3 separate regions of the Mus musculus genome follow, and regions 1 and 3 are each linked to region 2. Evidence: chromatin loops called from intact Hi-C (ENCODE). Cell type or tissue: left cerebral cortex. All regions are shown on one strand. Links, peaks and the distances in the headings refer to the core of each region. The heading gives the core; the rest is flanking DNA.

What was found. Hi-C counts contacts between places; a loop is a spot of excess contacts. Peaks named below come from ENCODE experiments on the same cell type or tissue, not always from the same donor. Only the 100,000 strongest peaks of a DNase experiment are listed, where the experiment ranks them.
Region 1: a loop joins it to region 2, with 2.2 times the contacts of the local background. A loop is called at or near these places in 3 of 42 quality-filtered maps.
Region 3: a loop joins it to region 2, with 2.7 times the contacts of the local background. A loop is called at or near these places in 3 of 42 quality-filtered maps.

The regions. Positions count from the first base shown.
Region 1 is chr8:67,710,470-67,718,110 of GRCm38, forward strand. Psd3 (pleckstrin and Sec7 domain containing 3) reads right to left here. Exons shown (of 16, transcript NM_177698.4): 15 at 3,214-3,357. Among named protein-coding and RNA genes, the nearest start is that of Gm32888, 150 kb to the right of the region's middle. In left cerebral cortex, for the core only: a CTCF peak has its summit at 3,365; DNase peaks (open chromatin) are centred at 3,345, 3,806 and 4,234; H3K27ac peaks cover 2,412 bases.
Region 2 is chr8:67,892,718-67,900,358 of GRCm38, forward strand. The region is part of intron 8 of Psd3 (pleckstrin and Sec7 domain containing 3); the gene reads right to left. Among named protein-coding and RNA genes, the nearest start is that of Gm32888, 33 kb to the left of the region's middle. In left cerebral cortex, for the core only: a CTCF peak has its summit at 3,899 (motif pointing left); a DNase peak (open chromatin) is centred at 3,870.
Region 3 is chr8:67,701,517-67,709,157 of GRCm38, forward strand. All of the region lies in intron 15 of Psd3 (pleckstrin and Sec7 domain containing 3), which reads right to left. Among named protein-coding and RNA genes, the nearest start is that of Gm32888, 160 kb to the right of the region's middle. In left cerebral cortex, for the core only: no CTCF peak of the experiment used is centred there; a DNase peak (open chromatin) is centred at 3,562; H3K27ac peaks cover 2,150 bases.

The DNA of each region.
Region 1 (7,641 bases), core at 1,225-5,224, 180 kb before region 2:
AGGGAAGAAGTCCCTAGCTCTACATACTAATTGAGTCAAGAACGAAACTGTCCATTCTCCACCAAATGTTAGTCAGAGAAAGAGTACAGGGTTAGTTAATTATAGCCTGTTCTCAGTAAAATTTGCTGTTTTAGGTAAAAAACAAACAAACAAACAAACAAAAACAACAACAAAAACCCCTTTCCTACAAGGCTAAGATGTAAATCTCTCTGTATTGTGTAGATTTCTTTAAGTCCTAAACCTACACATTTACTGGAATTTCTAATTAGTTACTGTGGGGAGGGCTTGCAGGAATTCTTAGCCATACAGAGAGCTATGAACTTGGCTTGCTATGAAGAATTGCTTGTCCTTAAAGCAACCTGGGACATAACTGGAATGCAGAAACATAGGACCGGCCCTGGTGTTGTCAGCAGCAAGTTCATATTCTGCCAAAACAAAAGTGTTCTTTCCGAGGCGTGTGAAAATGACAAGAGCTGCTCTGAAACCAAAGGAAGCTTTCAGATGATGACCTGCCCTGGAGCAGGTGAGATTAGTACTCTGGAGCTGAGAGAGGCGACCACATGGTTCATCCCCAGTGAGAACACGGCCTGGATTAGCACCTTCCTCTTGTCACTGACCATTCAGGGCTTCTGTGGACTTGCAGGCCTTCTCTTCTCACTTGTTAATGGGATTTTCTGTCACACATGGACCTGTCCATCTATCAAGGATTGGTACTAAGCTTTCTGAGTGCACGGACTTCTTGGATGCTATCATTGCATCCAATGCTATGATAAAGTCTCTCTGAGTCCTTCAGCTGTGTATCAAGAATCTGGAAAATATTCTAGGATCTGGGTAGATCTGTTAGAAAAATATACAAACTGGCCAATAGTTGCCTACATTCTATTCAGGAAAGTAGTGAGTGATTAAAGGGGCGTCGCTAATAAGGAAAAAGATACTGTACAACAGCCTCTCCAAGCACCCCGCAGGAGACCAATTCTGTGGCTAAACTCGCAGCACAGTAGATTCTACATGATCCATTACTTCAATTTTCATCTGAGTTAGTGAAAAACAATGAATCACATTTCCAAGAGTATTTATTCATGTCACACACAACATTTTTGATGAAATTCAAACAGTAAGTGCCCTTTAGACCTTCCTTTCTGACACAGGTTAATGCAGCTTGACAGACAATTCAACATACTTGACACCTTATCCTGAGTTTGACTTTAATGAGTGAAGTCCTGGAATACAATCTTCAAATTCCTTGAGGAGGTAACGACAGCAAGCAAGACCTGATTTCCCCAAAGATACTCTACTTTCAAGGTTCAGGATATGGAATTGCCGTTTCTCCCTGGACTCCATTTTCAAGAAAAGGGCTCCACAGAAGATCCACACACTGGTCTCTGCCTAGCAGTGGATACTTTCCTGTGGTTTTCAAAGGGCCCTACCTCCTGGGGTAGGTTCTCCCCTTAAAGGGTCAAGGGCTCAAAGCAAGGTGATGAGTCCTAGAAGCCAGGGAGTGAGGTGTTGGGAAATTTAATTAGAAAGTGTGAAACAAAAACCAAGCCCATGGCTTCCCGTTACTACAGAAGTGTGAAGAATAATGATTGCTTTTTGAGAACTAAGGATTCCCAGGAGTGAACAAGCCTTGTCAAAGAAGAGCTGCTATTCACTTTTTCCTTTTATTAATTTTCCAAGTCTTTTGCTGGTAAGGCTTTGGTAGCTTTAGATAACAAACTTTCAGACTTTACTAGAAGATTTTCCTTGTATGTCATCTGACTGGAGCAAGGACTCCTTTGCCACAGAGGAGAGTAGTGTGTGGCTATGGCTCTGCCTTCTGTCTTAGATGCAATGCTACAGTGAAGACTCAGATAGCAACTTCTAGGACATTCTGTGAAAATCAACAAGCAAGTGCAGGACCTTGGACTTACTGCATTGGGGACCATGGGATCCACTAAAGACCCAAGGACAGACTAATATAACTTCAAAATACAGCCAACTCACAGTGAGTTCCACAGTAGATTGATTTTGGATGGGGTGTCTAGACAGGCTTTTTATAGGAAAGATCTGGGCCTTACCCAGATGGTCTCACAAAATAACAACCATAGGAAGGATACTAGGGGCAGGAGTAGCTGAACAAAGTAATGCAGATGCAGGGAGAAATGTTAGTTACCACTGCATGTGGAAAGACATGTGGTCAAGATAGGACAGAAAGGCAAACCCTCTCAGATTCATGTCTGGAACTTGATTGTAAGAGCCCGGACAGCTATGGGACAGGAGGCAACTTCTAGTCTCCTGTGAGAGGTATGGAAGCCAGGCTGGCACAGAGGAGGCACCCAGGCAATGGCTGTGGCAAAGAGGGCTCAGGGTGGAGCCCTGCAGACAAGGTTAAGACGTGAGTGCTCAGATGCTCCCAGGTTCAGTCCTGAGGAAGAAATGCCATATAATCGGGGAATGAGGGAAAATGAAGGATATGGAAGAGTCTGGAGGTGCAATGAGTGACAGCATGAGCTATGAAAGAAGAGTGTGTGAAAGACAAATGGAACATATAGTTTTTCCTCTTTTCATCTTGTAGAAAAAGATGCTTTGAGGATCTGAGTGTGACTGTCAAGAGCGAAGGCTGGAGAATGCTGGCACTGACTTGCGAGCAACCTTAGATGAAGGGCGCCCCAGGGATAAGGCTTTCAGCTTGGGTTTGAATATCTGCCTCTCTCCTCACCACACTGGCATTCATGTCATTCAAGATGAATGAGCCAAGTCTTCGTTCCGCTGTCCCCTCCTGCAATGCATGGCGGTGGGCGATAGAGAGGAGTGCACTGATGTCACCGAGCAGCAAGCGTGTGCAGAAGAGCAGGTGCTTCCTCTCGCTTGGCAGCTCATTTCCTCCACTGTGTTGATTTTGACCTAAACTCTGTTGGAGGAAACACAGGGTCACAGCAAGCAGCTGTCCTCCCTGGCATGTTTCCCCTACTGTTGTTCTTTTTGTTACCCTTGTCACAGGTGCACCCTATTCCAACTTGGAGGCTGTTTGTTTGACATGAATGAACTGGCCATCACATTGATATTTATTTGGTGCCTAAATAAATTCACAAACGTGAGGCTAGAAGGGCTCCTGTCATATTAGGATGTCCTAAATTGGAGCCAGGACAAGTCAAGCTCACTACCATGAGTGCTATGAGGTGTGGACTTCACAGATCATAAAACACCACTTGGTAACATCTAGGTTAGCCATACCTCGAACTCCAGATAGTGGTCTTTCAGCTTGTACTCATCAACATCCTTGGCTTTGACCTTCTTGTCTGGGGGATATGAGCGATGCTCAGCCAGCTCAGTGGTGATCTGCTTCAGCTTGCTTTCATGGGACTTCAGCTGCTCCTCCTACAGGAAATTATGAAGTCATTCAGTGTGCAGAAAATAATCAAAGAAAAGCACAGGAAGCCTATAAAATCCTTTCTGCTTAATGACTTCAATTTATCAACATTTATCATTGGTCCTAAGTCCTTCCAACCTTTTAAGGCCAGTGTTAGAATATTCTTTTTTAGGATGGCAACAGGGTCTAACATTACTAGCCCATCTCTTGTCACAAAGCCACATGATTTCTGAGCTCTTTATCATTTGAACTTGTCACCAAATGGGTACCAGACCTCTCAGGAGAAACCCTGACAAACAAGTTAGTTACAAGCTGAACAATTAAGTGCTTTTCCTGAGAGCCACGTGGCCTGGTGTCTCCCTTCATGCACACTCAGCAATGCTGTTAGCTTCCCCCTGCCTAGCATAATGAACACTTATTTGCATAATGTTTCTCTTTTGGGGAGAAATTGTGCTATGAAGAAATGCTCTTATGAAACCTATGTGCAGATAAAATTCTTCCCTAGAGTGGCAGAGGTTCTCACTTGCTTCAACTTCATTGACTCAAAGCAGCCATTCAGTTAAACACAGAGTAATTACAGCCTGAACACCATTAGTCCACACACCAGGAACTAACAGAAAATGATCAATCCTGTGGAGAAAGATTTCCATTCCTGGACACGAGTTGTATCAACCTAGTAATATACTACTTAAAAAGATATGCCTCTCAACTCTCTCATAACATAGTGAAAACTTGATTCTTCTCTTTTCTTCTCTCCTTTTCTCCTCCCTTCTTCCCTCTTCCCCTTCCTCCCTCCCTCCTTCCTGTCTGTCTTTCTTATTGAGACAAGATCTCACTGAGTAGAATAGACTGGCTTTGAAACTCACTCATTGCCCTCCTGCCTCCACCTCATGATTGGGATAAGACATATCCAGCAGCTTTAACCATGCTTGAAACAAAAGCTATTTTAATTCTTTGGCATCCGTACAGTTGTGTAGCTGCTTAGCATTCTGTTTTTCCATGAAAATTTGTTCACAATCTTGAGCAATTTTACATGTGCAGTATAAAATAAATGGATGGTAGATGAAAAAGAATCAAAATAACCAATAAATATATAACAAAAACATAATTTTATATTATATAATTTATACAGCTGGATAGAGATGAATTTTTAAAGTTACCAGAAAATTAATATTTACAAAGAATTATTATTTAGTAAAAAGAGTCATATACAGTATCTTAGGGTCCTCTAAAATAGTGACATCTCTAGAGCCTAAAGAAAATAACTTGCACATTTAAGGTCCTCAAATAGAAAATAAATAATGAAAGAAAAGTAAAGTAGAGGATGAAAACAAGATCCTGGCAAGGAATGGATACAGAGAGACATAGTGACGATTATGGCAACCTCATCATCTCCTCACAGATGATGCCAAAAGCCAATGAAAATGCCTTAAGGAGCTTGGTTTACACTTTTTCATCTATCTGTTATGCTCTATAAAGGAACATACAGACCATGTCACAGATGGATGTCTTTCTAAAAAGGGTATGCTAAAGCTCTAAGCCCTTGCACACATACTGGAAGATGGAGTCTCATCAAGGCAAATGAGGTCATAAGGCCCAGTGTCCTATGGAGACACTAGAAAGCTTGATCCCTCTGTATGCATGCTAAACACCAGGGAAAGGCTAGAAATCCAGCAACAAGTAAGGGCAGCAATGATATGAAGCCCTTAGGGAGCTATTCCAGACTGTGACCCTGCTGGCACCCCGACCTTGCTTCTTGAGGATTCAGAACTGTGAGGATTCCAACTATATAATTGAAGGAAAGAAATAATGTCAAAGAGATGCATACACTGTCATGGTCACTGCAGCATGACTCACAGTGTCTAAGATATGAACATAAACTATGTGTCCAACAATAGAGACCATTAGTGATCAAAATGTAACAAATATATTCAGCCTTAAAAAATTCTATACATATAGTATAACATGGACTCATGGAAAACACTACATGTGTTCACTTCTATGTGAAATCTAAAAAATGTCACACCACAGGATACTAGATGATAGACTAGTGGCTATATAACCCTAAGATTCTGGGAACTTGGGAGATATTGGTCAAAGATCAAAAATGTCAGTGAAAAAGAATAAATTCAAGAATTCTGTTGTGACTCAAGCAAACTATAATTAATAACAGCAAGATACATATTTTGAAATTGCTAAAAGTATGTCAAATGTTCTCACCACAAAAGTGGCACAAATATCAATTAGCTTTATTAATCACTGCACAATGTATACATACTATAAAAACACTGTGTAACTATAAATAAAGACAATTCTTATTTGACGATTAAAATGTAAAATGAGATTTCATTTTCTCTTACCCAAGAGGATTTTTTATTTTGAAGGGCATTTCATATTTTGCTTTTTATATTTAATGAATGGAAATACTGCCTAGGCTGGCTTTGAGATCGTTCTCCCGACTCAAGTCTCCCACCTGGCTGAGTTATAGATGTGTTCAGTGCACCTGGATTTGTTTAACTTTTGGGAGTAGGGTTAACAGTACACATCAGTGAGGCTCAGTGTGGTGTCTTGATATATGATACCGTACACAATGTCATGATACACCGAATAAATGTGGGTGGGTGAATGTATAGTTCTCACCATGAGGAAGGCAACCACAGGAATGACTCCTCATCTGGCATACCACACACATTCTCTGTGTCTTCTCAGTGGGCTCACTGCACTCCTGCTGTCAGCTAAACCACAGGGTAAAATAAGGAAGGACTTTGGGTGTAGCTCGGCAGCAGAGTGCTTGCCTAGCATGCAAGAGGCTCTAGGTTCAATACCAAAGACCTGTAAGAGGTGGATATTCCAGTGTGAACAGTGAGCACAGGACTCTCGTTTCTTACCAGTGGCTTGCCCTCCATTAATGTACAGTGATTAGTATCTAATGATTGACCATTCTAAACTTTTACAAGAATATGAATGGAAGACCACAGGACTAGATACAAGAAACAGTCACTTTATGTGATACAAGCATTGGAAGTGGTGAAAGGCCTAAGGAAGGAAGAGAGTGACACACAGTCTACATGCTACCTATCTACCTAGCCAGCTATCTGCATATCTGAGGCACATGCATCCTTTCTGACTCATCATGAACTTTAATTATCACATAGGTATGCAAACTGGGCCTGTGATACAACTCTCAGATCATTCTGTATGCATCCAAGCTTGAAAATGATTGCTTTGGTGGGTATAAAAAGTCCTCAATAAACTATCCAGTGTGCGGTGTGTGTGCACTGGGGGCATGGTATTCTGTTTAGACAGCTACACCAGAAGGAGGGGGGAAAACTTTAAATGTTTGAAGTAGTCTCTCCACCCAACAGAAGAAAAATGTACTCTGGCAGCACTGTGAAGAAAACAACAGAGAAGGTGACTCCTACACAGCAGAGCTGTTCAGGAAGAGCTGTGCCACACTGGCAGCAATCAGTCTTAATAATCCAGGCTAATATGTTTTGGAGGCAAGACAAGAACAAATTCAAGAAAAGCTCACCAGTGACAGGATAATGAACAAATGTGCTCAAAGCACTAACCACTCTTACGTGGACCTTTGATTTTCCTAACACTTTATCCTTCCATAAGAGTGCTCATCTTCTTGTTATACACTTTAAAAATTCAAATTACCCCAAACCCTCTGGCATTCAGGAGGCTATGATCAGACTGTGGGTCTGTCAATTTGAAGCTCTCAGATGTACAGTCACTGGGAAGAGCAGTAGTTCTCAACAGGAGATGATGAAGTTTGACCTCCAAGAAGATATGGCAATGTCTCACCAAACATAATATACATTAAAATTAAATGTCACTCTTCCCTAATGCTTGTCTCCAATATCCTGAATACCTTTTAAGTAGCTGATGAATTATATGGCACAGGTAATGCTTATAGAGTAAATATCTAATACAAGTTTAAAATCTCATACCATATGATCTTTCCTCAAGCCATGCCTCTTCTCTTACTGATGTTTTTATAAATATGAACATATTTGTGCCCCGTCCCTTCCTCTCCATCCTTATTACCTTACATCCCATCATCAAAGAAGACCAGTAGAAATTTATCTCCCATCATTCCAGCCAACATATTCGTACCAAGTTTACCAATGACTTCTCTGCCACATAGCAGAGGTCATTTGTCTTGATTTTTCTGCCTTTTCTTTTTTTCTTAACACAGACACTCTGTATTTAGTTATTCTCACCTAAATAACTATAGAAACTGGTTCTTGAGTACTTTAGTCTGTCTCTGAGCTCTGGAACTACAG
Region 2 (7,641 bases), core at 1,422-5,421:
CTTCTCTGAAACAAGGGCTGGCCAATGACCTGAGTTCCTTTTCATGAGGTCAGTAAAGAATGAAAATTTAAAAGGCCTGACTCATTTAGACATAGAGATGGATTTCTTGACAAATCTGCAAGGACAATGTAGATGAGCCCCTTAGAGACAAGGAAGACTTTAATCAACCTTGACAGTAAAAGTATGCAAACAGGAAATACCACAATTTTAAAGAATTTTGTTTTAAATCCTCAAATATTATACAGGACAAAATCTTAAATATTTAAGCAAAAGATTATTAATGAAAAGAATTAGACCATCTTATTAAAGGTTCACTGAATTGAAGATTATACTCTTCACTAATTATATGACTATTTAAAATATATTTCTTTTAAAAATTATTTTGAGTGTGTGTGTCCGTGCATGTGTGATTTTATGTCATTGGTTCGATCAGTGGAGAACAGAAGAGGGCACTGAATCCCCTGGGGCTGGAGTGGCTCAGTTAGGGTTAAACACTAAGACCAAAAGCAAGCTGGAGGGGATATTCGTTGTTCTTATTTTCATTTGTTTGTCTGTTTTGGTTGGTTGGTTGGTTGGTTGGTTGGTTGGTTGGTTGGTTGGTTTTTGTTTGGTTATTTGGGTTCTTTGGTTGGTTGGTTGGTTGGTTGGCTGGCTGATTTTTCATTGCTCATCATTGAGGGAAGCTGGTGATGCTTTCTGGTTTGCTCTTCATGTTGCTCTTCATGTCTCAGTCTCAACCTGCTTTATTATAGACCCATGACCCAGAGATGGCACCGCCCACAATGGGATGAACCCTCCCTGTCAATCACTAATTAAGAAAATATCCTATAGGCTTGCTTGCAGCCTGATTTTATTAAGGCATTTTCATAATTGAGGGAACTTCCCTCATTTCGGATGTGATTTTTAGTTTGTGTTATGTTTACATCAAACTAGCCAGCACATGGAGTCATATAGGTTGTGAGCTGCTCCCGTGAGGACTGGGAACTGAACTCATGTCTTCAAGAAGAACAGAAAGTGCCCTTTCCAGCTGAGCCATTGTTCCAGCCCCTAAAATGGATTCCTTTTAAAAGAAGAGCCTTTTATCTATGTACCTTTTAAAGATGTACTAATTTTTTTTAGTGAAATTCTTTAGATAATTTTTTTTCCAAATAAATGAATTTAAATGTTTACGATCAGTCCTAGTTGAAACTGTAAGTTAAAAGCGCATTCTAAATCTCACTTAATTATACTGAGGGAGGGGACTCCCAGACTGACTGAGACTTTTTAAAAGTTTATGTATCTATCGATGTATGTAACTATCTGTCTACCTATTTATATATTTGTGTGGGAGGTGGAGAGAGAGAGAGACAGAGACAGAGACAGAGACTGGATCTTGTCCTAGAGTTAAGGATGGTCTTGAGCTTCCATATAGGTGCTGGGACTTTGACCTCATGTTTTCTGTAAGAACAAGTGTTTCTAAACACACAGCTTTCTCTCCAGTCTTTAAAGAAATCTTTTTTTTAATAGTAGTTTTTATTTTTTAATTAGATGTTTTCTTTATTTGCATTTCAAATGTTATCCCCTTTCCTAGCTTCCCCTCAGAAAATCTCCTATCCCCTCCCCTGCACCCCACCCTGCTCCCCAGCCCACCTACTCCTGCTTCCTGGCCCTGGCATTCCCCTATACTGGGGCATAGAACCTTCACAGGACCAAGAATCTTTCCTCCCATTGTTGACCAACTAGGCCATCCTCAGCTACATATGCAGCTAGAACCATGAGTCCTACCATGTGTTTTCTTTGATTGGTGGTTTAGTCCCAGGGAGCCCTGGGGGTACTGGTTAGTTCATACTATTGTTCCTCCTATGGGCTGCAAACCCCTTCAGCTCCTTGGGTACTTTCCCTAGTTCCTTCATTGGGGACCCTGTGCTCTGTCCAATGGGTGACTGTGAGCATCCATTTATGTATTTGCCAGGCATTGGCCGAGCCTCTCAGGAGACAGCTATATTAGGCTCCTGTCAGCAAGCTCTTGTTGGCATTTGTAGTAGTGTCTGGGTTTGGTGGTTGTTTATGGGATGGATCCCCAAGTGGGGCAGTCTCTGGATGGTCATTCCTTCAGTCTCTGCTCTGAACTTTGTCTCTGAAACTTCTTCCATGGGTATTTTGTTCCCATTTTCTAAGAAGGGTCGAAGTATCCACACTTTCGTCTTCATTCTTCTTGAGTTTCATGTGTTTTGCAAATATATCATGGGTATTCTGAGCTTCTGGGCTAATATCCACTTATCAGAGAGTGCATAGCATGTGTGTTCTTTTGTGATTGGATTACCTCACTTAGGATGATATCCTCCAGATCTATCCATTTGCCCAAGAATTTCGTAAATTCATTGTTTTCAATGGCTGCATAGTACTTCATTGTGCAAATGTACTACATTTTCTGTATTCATTCCTCTGTTGAGGGACATCTGGGTTCTTTCCAGCTTCTGGCTATTATAAATAAGGCTGCTATGAACATAGTGAAGCATGTGTCCTTATTACAAGTTGGAGCATCTTCTGGGTATATTCCCAGAAGAGGAATTGCTGGATCTTCCAGTAGTACTATGTCCAGTTTTCTGAGGAACCACCAATCTGATTTCCTGAGTGGTTGTACCAGCTTGCAATCCCACCAGCAATGGAGGAGTGTTCTTCTTTCTCCACATCCTCGCCAGCAACTGCTGTCACCTGAATTTTTGATCTTAGCCATTCTGACTGGTGTGAGGTGGAATCTCAGGGTTGTCTTGATTTGCATTTCCCTGATGATTAAGGATGTTGAACATTTTTTCAGGTGCTTCTCAGCCATTTGGTATTCCTCCATTTTGAGAATTCTTTGTTTAGCTCTGAACCCCATTTTTAATAGGGTTATTTGGTTTTCTGTAGTCTAACTTCTTGAGTTCTCTGTATCTATTGGATATTAGCCCCCTATCAGATTTAGGATTGGTAAAGTTCTTTTCCCAATCTGTTGGTTGGCTTTTTATCTTATTGATCCTTTCCCTTACAGAAATCTTAAACACACAAATTCTAAAAATTTCTATAAAGAACCAGGCAGCTAATATTTCAGGCTTTGCAGGCCATATGTTCTCAATAACAACTGCTCAACACTGTCATCACTATGTAAAGATTTTAAAAGTAGCTGTGAATGTGTCCCAATAAAACTTTACACACACACATACACGAGATGAATTTTTGCCTGTAATTACTATTTTGCTCACCTGTAGTCTAACATAAGTTAGCATTGAAATAGATGAAAAATCCTAGAAGATCTAATAGCAATTTCAGGTTTTCCCTTACTTCATAGATTTTCCTCTACTCCATTAGAAAAAGAGCTACAAACTTGTGCTATAATGCATGAAAATGTGGGAAACAGAGACTTTTGCTCACAATGCTAACGCAAGCTCTAACTAAACAAACAAAACAAAACAAAAACTTAGCAAAAAAAAGCATACTGCTCCTGACAAAAACTATGGAGCCTTCTATCAAGTTTCAACTATAATCTAGTATTCTCTGATCTAGAGGGACCAGTAGAGCCCATGAAAGTGGACCACAGAGTAGATTCCAAGTTAGGGGTTGAAGAATTAAGTAGAATGACCATGGAATTAAGTTTAATAGTGTTAAGAACTGGAGCTTTGTGGAAAGTGTGCTTTCGGAGAAACTAACAGCTCTCATTGTCTACGGGTACAACCCAGCCTCATAAATCTTGAGCTATTAGAACACAGCCGGCATACCCTCCCACACAATTCCACCTCCGCCAACATGTTACAACAAACGAGGAAAAGTATACTACTGACTTGGTAATTACTTCGGTGAAGTAGCACTGCTATAAAGCTCTGGTTTTGCTTGTTTGCCGCTCATGGAAGTGGAATTAGGTTATGCTGCCCTCAGGTGTCCATCTTTTTAGATGCACCACTGGAGGGCAAAGCAGAAGCCATTGCAATTTCAAAGCACCCTGGCCAAAAATTCAAAGAGGACTTCTCATGTCTGGTACTGGGTTTTTTCCTTTAGCTTTTCAGGGTGTACTATTAGCCTAGATGAGAAAGTTCCTTAAAACTATATATACTTAAGTATAGACTTAATTATGTGCCACGGTGTTTTCTAAAGAAATAATGATGTCTGCCTTTTGAGTTATCGATGTTGCTATCTATCCCCTTCCTCCTGCTCCTGTGCTTACCCCCCTCCCTTCCCTAGGCGGTTCCCTCACCAGTTCCCCCATGAGACCCCTTGGATCCCACTGTTCTGCCTTACTGCTTCCAGCTTTCTTCTGTATTTACCTCCCTGCCCTTCTCTGTGGAGCTCCCAGGTCCTATTTCCCCTATCACAGGTATAAAGTAACATAATGATTCACTAGTAATATAAATACTTATATGCACACAGAAACAAATCATTTAAAAAGAGGCCATGGATTTGAAGGGGAGTGGGGGGAAGTATGTGAGGATTTGAAGGAAGGAAAGTGAAGGGGTGAATATAATTAAATTATAATCTCAAAATAGACACATTTTTTTAAAAGCAGGCGTCTGCAATATAAGTATCTTCTTTCAGAAACTACAATCACAGATTTAAGAGGTTGATAATCCAACCACATGGTGGTGACACACACCTCTTTTAAATCCCACCATCTGGTAGGTAGAGGCAGGCAGAGTTCGAGGCCATCCTGTTCTACAGAGTAAGTTCCAGTATAGCCAGTGTTACACATAGAAACCCTGTCTCAAAAACCATTAAGAAAATAAAAGGAAAATCCAACATTAAGGAAAGACACGATCTTGGTGGGGTTTTCTGCACCTTTCCTGTACTATATTGCCACTGAATGTGGTAAAAGACATCAAGTACTATATGAGTTTTGAGTGCTGGGGTCATTGTCCCAGGCTTTAATAAGCTCTAACCTGTACTGTTCTAATACTAAAAGCATTTACTGTTTCACTCACAGTCTCTCACAAGTGGTCACTAAGGAATTTGGCGCTATATAACTTTTGACATATTGCAACAGATTAAGTGTAAAAGCAAACACAAAAATCTAGCTATCCTCTATTAGTTCAATAGTAAAAGGAACCACAAAAATGTAAATGCCACTATTTCCAATAAATTTTCTCAGAATGTAAAGTATAATTCATGATTATAAAAACTATGTTTTTCATTTAGTGGTCTTTAATGATCAAATGATGACATTAAAGTTTCATTAGATTCAACCCATAATGTAGTATGTAGTAAAACACACACACACAAAACAAATTTTAAAAAAGTCTGTTTGGGTCTTCAAAGATTTTAAGAGTCTAAATACACTCTAAGTTTGAGAAATTCCCAAAGTATAAATTCTACCAAAATATGATTAGAACACTATGTGTTTATTTTTAATTTTGAGAAAGTAAGACACATTGAACTCTGTCAAAACACAAATATTTAATTTTCATTTTAACTTGGCTGTCATAGGAGGAAATAAGTTAATGCATGGAGTGCAGAGATCCATTGGGCTTTCAATCACTTTCTTCATTCTTATTATCCTCTCCAAGGCATGGAAGGAAGGAAGAAAGGGAGGGAGGGAGGGAGGGGAGGAGGGAGGGAGGGAGCCCCTTCCTTAAATGATATTCACCTGTCTTCCTTCTTCCACAGTGTAAAAGCTCACAAAGGAAAGCACTGATTAATAATTAATGATTAATCTATTAGATAGCTCCTATAAGACCACAAAATGAGCCCACTGACTCCAGAGATGACTGTGCCATATTTTATTCATGTTAACCTGTTCTCAAACAGGGGAAAACAAATATAAATAAACAGAAGTGAAGAAGCAGATAGAGGAATAGAAAAGGTTTCATTTTCACAGGTCACAGAATTGAATGAACTTGACTGGTGCATAATTAAACTCTAACACTCTTGCAAATTCATTCCTACTAAAATTTACACAGTGGCCAATATGATAGTCAGTGGCACTGCATTCTAAATGTCATTCTAAAATTAAAAAATTTCAAACCATGACATTTTTTCTGTAAAAACATTCCACAGCTGAAGGCTGGATTCTCAGTCTAGTCCATAGACTCTCTTTTTGGTAATTAGCTGATATTTTGAAAACATAATAATGGTGAAAACAACTCAACTAGAAATCCTCAACACGTTTAGATCCGAGCATACTGGTCTTCTGTGGCCTTTCAGTATTGGTGAGAAGTTCCACATGATGAGAGACTGGTAAGACGGCTGCGAACTCTAATCAAGAGAAAAGGCTTAACACCATAAGCTATCAGTTCTCAACCTGTGGAGGGGTCTCATATCATCATATATATATATATATATATATATATATATATATATATATATATATATATATACATACACATTATAATTCATAACAGTAACAAAATTACAGCTATGAAGTACCAACAAAATAATTTTATGCTTGGGAGGTCACTACAAGATGAGGATTATTAAAGGGTCACGGCATGAGGAAGGTTGAGAACCACTGCCATAAGGGAGAAGAGACCATATGGAAAGGGTTGATGTAGCAGAAATGACAATCACAGCTAATACCCTTCCCTAGACTCGTAACTTGGGATGGTTTATGAACGTTATGGAGGGGTGTTAAAGCCTCAGCATGCAGAACTGCTGGGAAGTGGAGAATTGTTTTTATGAGCATTTCTCATGCACTAGTGAGTGACACACACCCATTTGCATACATATGGGCAGCATTAATTAGACTTGTGGGTTATCAACAACATAAAAGGAAGACATGAAGTTGGGAGGGGGATGTTGGGAGGATACTGAGAAAGTTAGAGGTGGGAAATTGGGTATGGATATAATCATAATTTCATTGTACACATGTGAGTTTTCAAGAATGAAGGAAAAACAGCACAATAAAATAAAATCTATTGTCTTAACTAAAAGCTTTATAGCTGTCTTCCCGTACTGCAAACAAACCATTTGAATTCCTACAAAGTCCATCCAAGAACTCATTTTACAGACTGCGAAAGAAACTCACTGCTGTGAAGGAACTCGTCCTAGATTTTAAGATTAATCTGTTAGTTCTTTCTTTTTCAAGCAACACGGTACATTTACCAGGTTGTGCCCCGTGTTTAATTCATATGTTAATAGGAAACACAAGTAAGATTATGCCTCAGTTAAACTGTGACCACAAGAACACTCAGTAGAATGCAAGGGATCTGAATGAGAACCAAGGAAGGCAGAAGTGGATCTACCAACGCTGAGGAACACTGAGCAGTGCTGCAAAGAGTTGCAGCAGAGAATCACAGACAACGGTAGTAAATAGTAAGTTCCTGTCACAAATTGATCTAAGTAACTTCCTTGCCACAGACTCTAATCATGTCTTGAGTTTGGACAGACACTGGGTTGCATACGTCTTGAGATTTGCTAGCTGTGGATTTGGTCAACAGGGTTCACATTAGCTCATTCTTCACTGCCAGTCACTTCTGTGTTTAAGTTCCTGTCCCCAGTCACCATCCCTATCACCATGAGAATACCAGTCCTACCTACTCTCCTGCCCCTGCCACCTGTCTTCAGACCAGGCAATGATTGAGCTGGCTGGCAGGGGAAGGTGTGCAGGAGGCCAAATATGCTTCAAATAGAGGAGAACTAGATACTCAGAGACAACAGAATTCATCTTAAACTCTGTCCAAACAGAAATAATAAAATTTA
Region 3 (7,641 bases), core at 1,225-5,224, 190 kb before region 2:
CACATTCTCAGATCAGATCTATATTTCAGAGCTGCAAGATCACCTTTCTTACTCAAAGCTGTCCCAATAGTGTAGACAGATTTCCAGCAGTCTAGACTACATGACCTAATTCACTGCCTGATAACAACCTCAGATGGGATTTCTACAAAGTACAAGAGGGGAAAGTACTTAGGTGCCCAAATGCATACGTGTTGTTTCTGGGAGATAGGCCAGCAAGTTTTCTCTGATAGTTTCTTGGAATTAGCTGTTTTCATGAAGCTTCTATCAACACCAAGTGCAAAGGACAATTCAAATACGAGTGGCCTTTTAAAAGCTAAGATAATTTCTTCAATCTGTAACCTCTTTAGCTTTTACTATTTTTATTATGCTTATCCTTAATTCCCTGTAAAAAAAATCTTTCTCCAGTTTGTAGGAAAACGCTATTTCCCTTTGTAGCAAGGTCTATGAGGGCTGACTCAAAAATACTGTGTAAGCCCATGTATGATGCTACTTGGATTAAATGTTAATTACTCTCTGAAAACAAACAAACAAACAAACAAACCAAAAAACAAACCTCAGCAACTGATACTTTGAAACTCATTTCATCAAACCCACATATAAGCGTAACTGCATCTGATGGTTTCCCTTCTCCCAAGCCCTGCTCAGAATCTCTCATCTCATTTAATATAACAGTGTCTCCTCCCTCTGTTCTCTAATATAGGAATGCAATTGACACACCCCCAATGAAAGCCATGTTGCTTTGTAACACTAATTGCTCATGTATATTCACAGCCCAATGCTCCTGAAACCACATCCTAACATCTTGTTTTATGATAGAGGTAGGGTAAAAGGTCATCTTTAGACAAAATAAGCAGTAACATACACACAAAGCAAAGTTTGCTTCTCGATTTCTATACAGGAAAGTAAAGAAATAAACGCCATATCAAAAGAAACAGAGCAAGGAGTTTGCAAAGTGCTTGTTTATTCAAGTACAGACTTGTTATCTCCAGTCTGCTTTCCTGAAGGTCATGGCAGAACTGATGTGCAATTTACTTTCTTCATGACCACTTAGCTTACTATTGCTAACTTCAGAAAGCAGCAGTGGGCAGATCAGACTCCTAACATGAAAGAACCTGAGGGTTTTCACCCCATTCTTCTTATATAGTAGGCACCTATCTGCACACTTAGGTAAGCCATTATCTAAATACAGTAAATACTATACATTTTCAGTGTGCATACCTTGCATTCTGGGAAAACTAAAAAACTAATAATGTCTGCACACTTTTTTTTTTTGATTCAGTATTGATTTTGGCTTTAATGTTCTCTAATGATCTTAGTGACATGTGGTTTCTAAAATAATTAGAAATGAAAACCTTTTTTATAATGATATAAGCAGAAGTCAAAAGCTTGCACTAACACACACAAAAGGTATTGTGCCTACAGTGTTTTGAGAGTATCACCTGTTATCATTCTATGGTCCCTTCCTTGCCCTCTGCAACCATAAAATAAAGCTTACTTAGAAAATAAAATACTAAACATTGTGTTCTAAGAGAAATCTCAAAAAATGACTGTCTAGCTTCAACCCCAAAACAGGATAACCAATGGTGTGTGGCTGTGCCTATTCTCAATGTTAGCACCCAGGCCTCCTTGTAACAGTTTTGACCATAAATGAGTATAAAATTAATCAATGGTGAGAAATTCACCTTGACTGATGACTGGATTACTGGAATTCAAGAATTTATTGTTCAGGAAAGTGAAACAAGTTGTATCTTGAACCATAGGTATACAAAACTAATCTACTTGCTCAAGATATAAACATTTGAACTAGAGAAATACTGCTTGCTATTTCTGTAAATTTTCCCTTTACCTCTCTAAGACAAAAACTTTACCTTTAAAAAAAAACCCAACATATAATACACTCATGTTAATAATCTTTTGGATTATATTTTGATTTTGCTTCTGATTCTATAAGAATTAACTGAAGTTATCCACTGTATCCTTAAAAATATGTTTTTTGCTATCAGTGTGTGTTTATGTATGTGTGTGTGTGTGTGTGTATGTATGTGTGTGTGTGTGTGTGCGTGTACATGTTCATGCAGTAGGCACACTGCACATGTACATAAGCCACAGTTTGACTTGACGTTCTCCCTCGGTCCTCTTATGAGACAGTCTCTAACGGAACCTGGATCTCACTTGTTTAACTAGCCTGGCTGACCAGTGAGCTCCAGTAATCTGCCTGTTTCTACTCCCCAGTAGGTGGAGGTTCATATGCTTACTTGTTCCTTGCTTTTACAAAGGTTCCAGGAATCTAAACTAATATGTGCATGCTTGCTTGGCAAGAACTTTGCCAACTAAGCCATCTCCTCACCCCCAGTTTCCAGAGTGCTTCACTACAGCTTGTCTGTCACAACTACACAGTACAAAATCCATCAGTGTAAGTCATGATGGGCAGATCAGTCTCTTTATGCTCTAGGCATTCCTTAAAGCATAACCTGAGCAAGCTTTGATGGGTACTCTGGTCCAAGCTACCCTATCCATTGCCCACTCACTACAATAGATTCCCATTTCATTATTCTTTGAAATTGAAGCATTCTATACCCTTTGAATACAGGTTGTCCTCTCAAAAACTTATGTTGAAATTACATTCCAATTATGATATATTAAAAGGTAGGGCCAAGTGGGACCTTTAGGAGGTGATAAAGAGCCTGTCCTCTCTAGTGGATTAATGGATTAATGCAGGTAAATGGGTTTATCTTATGATCAAATCTGTAATCAAAGTTAATTTGGCCAAGTTTTTTACACACATGATGCAAACTGTCTCGCAATACCCTATGCTTGGCTGATTGGAACCTGCTAGCAAAGTGGGTCCAGATACAGCCTTTAACCATGAACCACAGCCATGAGCCAAAATGAATCTCTTATTTACTTACTCAGACTGTGTCAAATTATCAGCAACAGAAACAAAGGAATGTAAGTACAGCACGCAGTATTTGTAATTGTGTGCTCTGCATGTGTATTCATTGATCATCATTGTTAACTTGACTGAATCTGGAGTCAAATAAGTCATACTTCTGTGTAAGTCTGTAAAAGGCATTTTCTGGAAGGATTGACAGGAACAGGGAAGGTGTCCCTGATATAAGGAGGTTAGAGGGAAACACTGTTCTTCTTTGACTGCTTGCCTTGGCCTCTTGCTGGTGAACCTATCTATTCTATAGCTGCTGTCTATCACTGCTGCTTCCATCAAAACTCAGTTCTTCAGCCTTCAAGTATAGACAATAGTCATAGTTTTTAAGAAGCCCTTCAGGTCTGCAGCACAGGGGACTTCTGAGGCATCCAGTCTTGTGGGCCGAGAAGCAACTAGATTCTCAGTCATTCTAGCTTGCAGGCTGTTGTCCCACGTGTCCAACAATGGCTCTCTACCAATGGGTGATCCAAGAATCCAGTAGTTGTTCGGTCCATGAGGCTGTATGTCTCAGCTTGTCTTCAGTTTATGCCAGAACCCTAAGAAGTAGGCTCCGGTACCAGTGAAGGAATGGACTCGCTAGGGAAAGTGTTAACAAGCAGGAAAGGAGCTAAAGCATCCTTTCCATGTTCTTTATGTAGGCTGCCAGCAGAAGGTGTGGCCCAGATTCAAGGTAGATCGTCCCCCCTCCAAAGATCTGGATTAAAGATATATCTTCCCACTTCAAATGATTTAATTAAGGGAAAAAAAAATCCTTCACATGGGTACCCAGCTGCTTGAGATTTAGTTCACTGCAGATGTAGTTAAGTTGACAACCAAGAATAGCCATCACACTTATATTCAGGAATTCATTTCTGGGATCTTTTCTGTTTTACTGAACCACTCCCCCACAACTGATTTTTAATAGATACATCAGTTTCACGTTAAGTTTTTGTTGTCTGTTTGTCTGTATTCATGTGCTAAGGATTAGAACCAAGACCTTATGTATAACTGGTAAGCACTCGATGACTGAGCTGTGCCCTAGCTATCAGAACTGCACAGTTTTGATTAGTACAGAGCTTTGCTTTTTGAGAAAGCGTCTTGCTACAGTGCCATAGGCTGGTCTTGACTCTGGCTCACACCACATCTTTCTCCAGATCCTCCAGAACTATAGGCAGATGACTCCCAGTCTCTGCTAATCATACCCCTCCCTTTTTTCACTCTCATCTCCTTTTCCTTTGGATGCCATGTTAAGCAAAAGGAAAGCGACAGTCATTAAAGAAGACGCTTTAGGAACATATGCACAGCTGATTAAGAAAAGACTTAGGGTTTGAGTCAGTTCAAGGAAATAACTGAATGCTTAGTCTGTCTTCTCAAGGCAAGGCACTAACTTCTCCTTAAATGAAGCTCAAAGAATGTGTTTCTAGGCCTTTCTTCCCTTTGCTGGCAACTGTAATCAGTGAGAGATTAAACTTCAAGACTTCTTAGTCTTTTTGCATTGTGTAATACAATATGGAATTACAAATAACAAAGATTCTTGATTCTATTATTACCTGAGATGAACATCTAGATATTGCTGATTTTTGGTCTCTATCTTTGTACATAATTTAAGATAGCTTTCAACTAAAAGGGAAAAAAAAGTTAAATTTCCAGGAATTCTATTAACTTGTGCTATTTTGGTTCCTCAAGTCCAAACACATGACACTATGTCTATGATGCTGTCTTCAAAGGAGGTAGCATTCAGTTCCAGGCTAGACCCAGTTACAGAGACAGACTGGGGTACCAATTATCTCTAAGTAGGTTAATGGGATTTCTCTTTATTAGTCACTAGGGAGCTAAAGGGAAATAACTCTTGTCTTTGTACTTTAAGAACAAGGAACTTAGTATCTAGATAATGTTTCAAAGGTGGGTTGCTTTGTGGCTCTTGGCAGGGGGCTGGAATGGGCCTTCCATTGCTCTTAGGAATGGGAAGCGTGTCAGTTGCAGAGCTCCTGTTCTGGAAATTACTGGTACAGTGTTGAGAAATGAAAAATGAGCAACATGAGGAAGTAATCAGAATTTTATCAAAAGGAAATATATCAAGCTAACTACCCACTAACAACTATGAAACAAAAATCAGACAGTGCAATGGAAGCTTAGCCAATTCTAATTAATACTGTGTGGCCTTCAGACACTTTCCCGTAATGACTGTAGGCAATGTATTCTTGTCCTTAAACATACCAGCTTGAGAAGAAATAAAGTCAATTTAATTGACAAGACAAATACAAACTCAGGAAAGAATGCATCTTTAAGAATGCCCCAGATTTTTTAGATTTAATATATTCTCTCTTAAAATATTGTTATGTCTTGTTAGAGTAGACATTTGTTGTTTCTAAAATTGACTTCTGCAGGCATGTGGCCTGTGTGGGTCCTCCTTGTGTTAAGTCATGAGCATATGCTACTCTGGGTCACAATTTTATGAGAAGGGACTCAGTTGAACTCCAGCCCACTAAGTCAAGGAAGCTTCTAAGGCCTGGTTTCAGTCATAAGAGAAGCTGACACTCTTATGATTAATACAAATGTGAGAACACATTAACCAGCAAGTGTCTTCCTTCTAAGCACAAAGGAACATGTTTCTATCAGTTTTGGGCCACTATAAATATCCAAGAGTAAGTAACTTCTAACAGAATTCTTTGACTCATTCTCTGGAGATTGAGAAGTCTAAGAGCATTGCCTTAGCACTTGGCTAGGGCCTTTGGTTGCTGTCATCTGATGGCAGAAGGAGGAGAAGGAGGAGGAGTAGGAGCAAGAGGGACAGGAGGGTGCAAAACACAACAAGCTAAGGACATGTTTAGTTTTCTAACAAAGCCCTTCTCAGAGACCTAACCTTGTCTAGGGCAATGACTGCAATCTACCTGTCAAGGCAGAGCTGTCATGACCTAATGAGTTCTTCTGGCTTATGTATGACACATGCATTTAGGGACTTTCAAATGACAACATTCCACTTTTACTTTCTAAAATTCAAGTTTTTCTCACAATGCAGAATACTGAATCTCTTTCCCAGTTTGCATGCTCCTTATGTGGGGTATGTTCTGACAAGCCTGGCATAAATTTAAAGTAAGCCAAATATATACTCAATACTCTAACCTAGCAAATACCACAGCTCAGCAATGTCTTCAGTCTAGAATCTCATGTAAGTAAGATATGGGTGGTACTCAAAGCATAAATTCATTTTAATTGAAGATGTATCTTCATCAGAGAGGTTGTGATAATCACCAGACTTCACAAAATAAAAGATACTTTATTCTCCTTCTAAGGTATTTATTCCTTTTCTAGGCATTCTCTTTCTAGGATATAGAAACACATGAAAAATGTTTTGTTGTGCTCCCATGTGAGTGCAAATTCAACAGGGAAAACAACATTAAATCTTAAAGCTGGAGAAATCTCAACTTCATGTCCTGTCTCCTGGCCTAGGGATGAAGGCCCCTGGCCAGTAATATTCAGCCTCAATCCTTTGCTGTGCTTAGTCTAGGCAGCAAAACCACATGGAGGTTGGAGTCTAATGCCTAAAGTTTTCCTACACTGGTATTTGCATACCAGTAGCTTTATAGTTGTGGAGTCTTGAGGACTTCCCCTCTGAAGCACCAACAAGTATTTCTCCTATGGCGACTCTGTAGAGGGCCTGATTTCACACCTATACTAGACATTATCTTTGTTGGGGCTCTGAAGTGGTTGCTTTTCTATGACAAATCTCCACTGAGTGTCCTCCAGATTCCTTTGAAATCTCAGTGGAGGAGATGATGGAAGCTCTTTCATTTCACATACCCATAGAGTTGGTACTGTAAGGAAATTACCAAAGCTTATGACTTACATTGTCCAAGTAGAGGATGAAGCCATAGTTGTGGCTGAGAGATGCTACACAGGAATTTGTGATCCCCCCCCCCGACATGCTAAGATCCTGTGGTACCCTCTTTAGAAGTTAGTAGTCAAGACTACTGGAGCTGTGATCTTCAGACATCTGACATAGCCTTGGTGTCTCTTTACCATTGTTCCAATGACCTCTTCTATGTAGGCTAGCCTCTCCAGCAACTAGCTGCTTGGCTATCCCTGTGGTTGTGTTCCTAAATAGGACTCTTCACACTTTATAGGATCATGCTGTAACATTTCCAAATCTTTTTTTCTCTGCTTTCATTTGATGATTAAATTCTGTCTTTAATTTTGGTCCTCTTTCATCTTACTATATGTGATTAAAGGTTGCCAAGCCACTTCCTCAATATTTTGCTTACTAACTTCTTCTATTATTAGAATTTATCAATTTTGAATCAGCCTTTTCGAATGGCCTAGGCTACAGACAACTCTGCTTTGCACCTATTTACCAAGCATGGCTTTGACTCCTTGTCTAGTACTAATTATCATTTCTGAGACTTTGTGCTTCTTGACTGTCTCTGTTATGCCAAGTACTACTGAAGTACTCTCTGGGAAACACGAGGCACACCTTAGTTAGCTTCCTTTCTCAGAGCCCTTAACAGAATTATTTTTATGCTTCACTCCTGACAATTGGGCCTTCCCTGCATTTATCTCAGAACTGTCATTGGCTACCCATTGCCCAATTCCAAAGTCACACCCACATTCCAGCCATTTGTTAAAAAAAAAAGTTTTACTTCTCTGTACTTGCTGTCTATCAATCTATGTGGTTATAGAGAGTGGCTGAGGAGGGAAGTTTATGATGAACAAGGAATTAT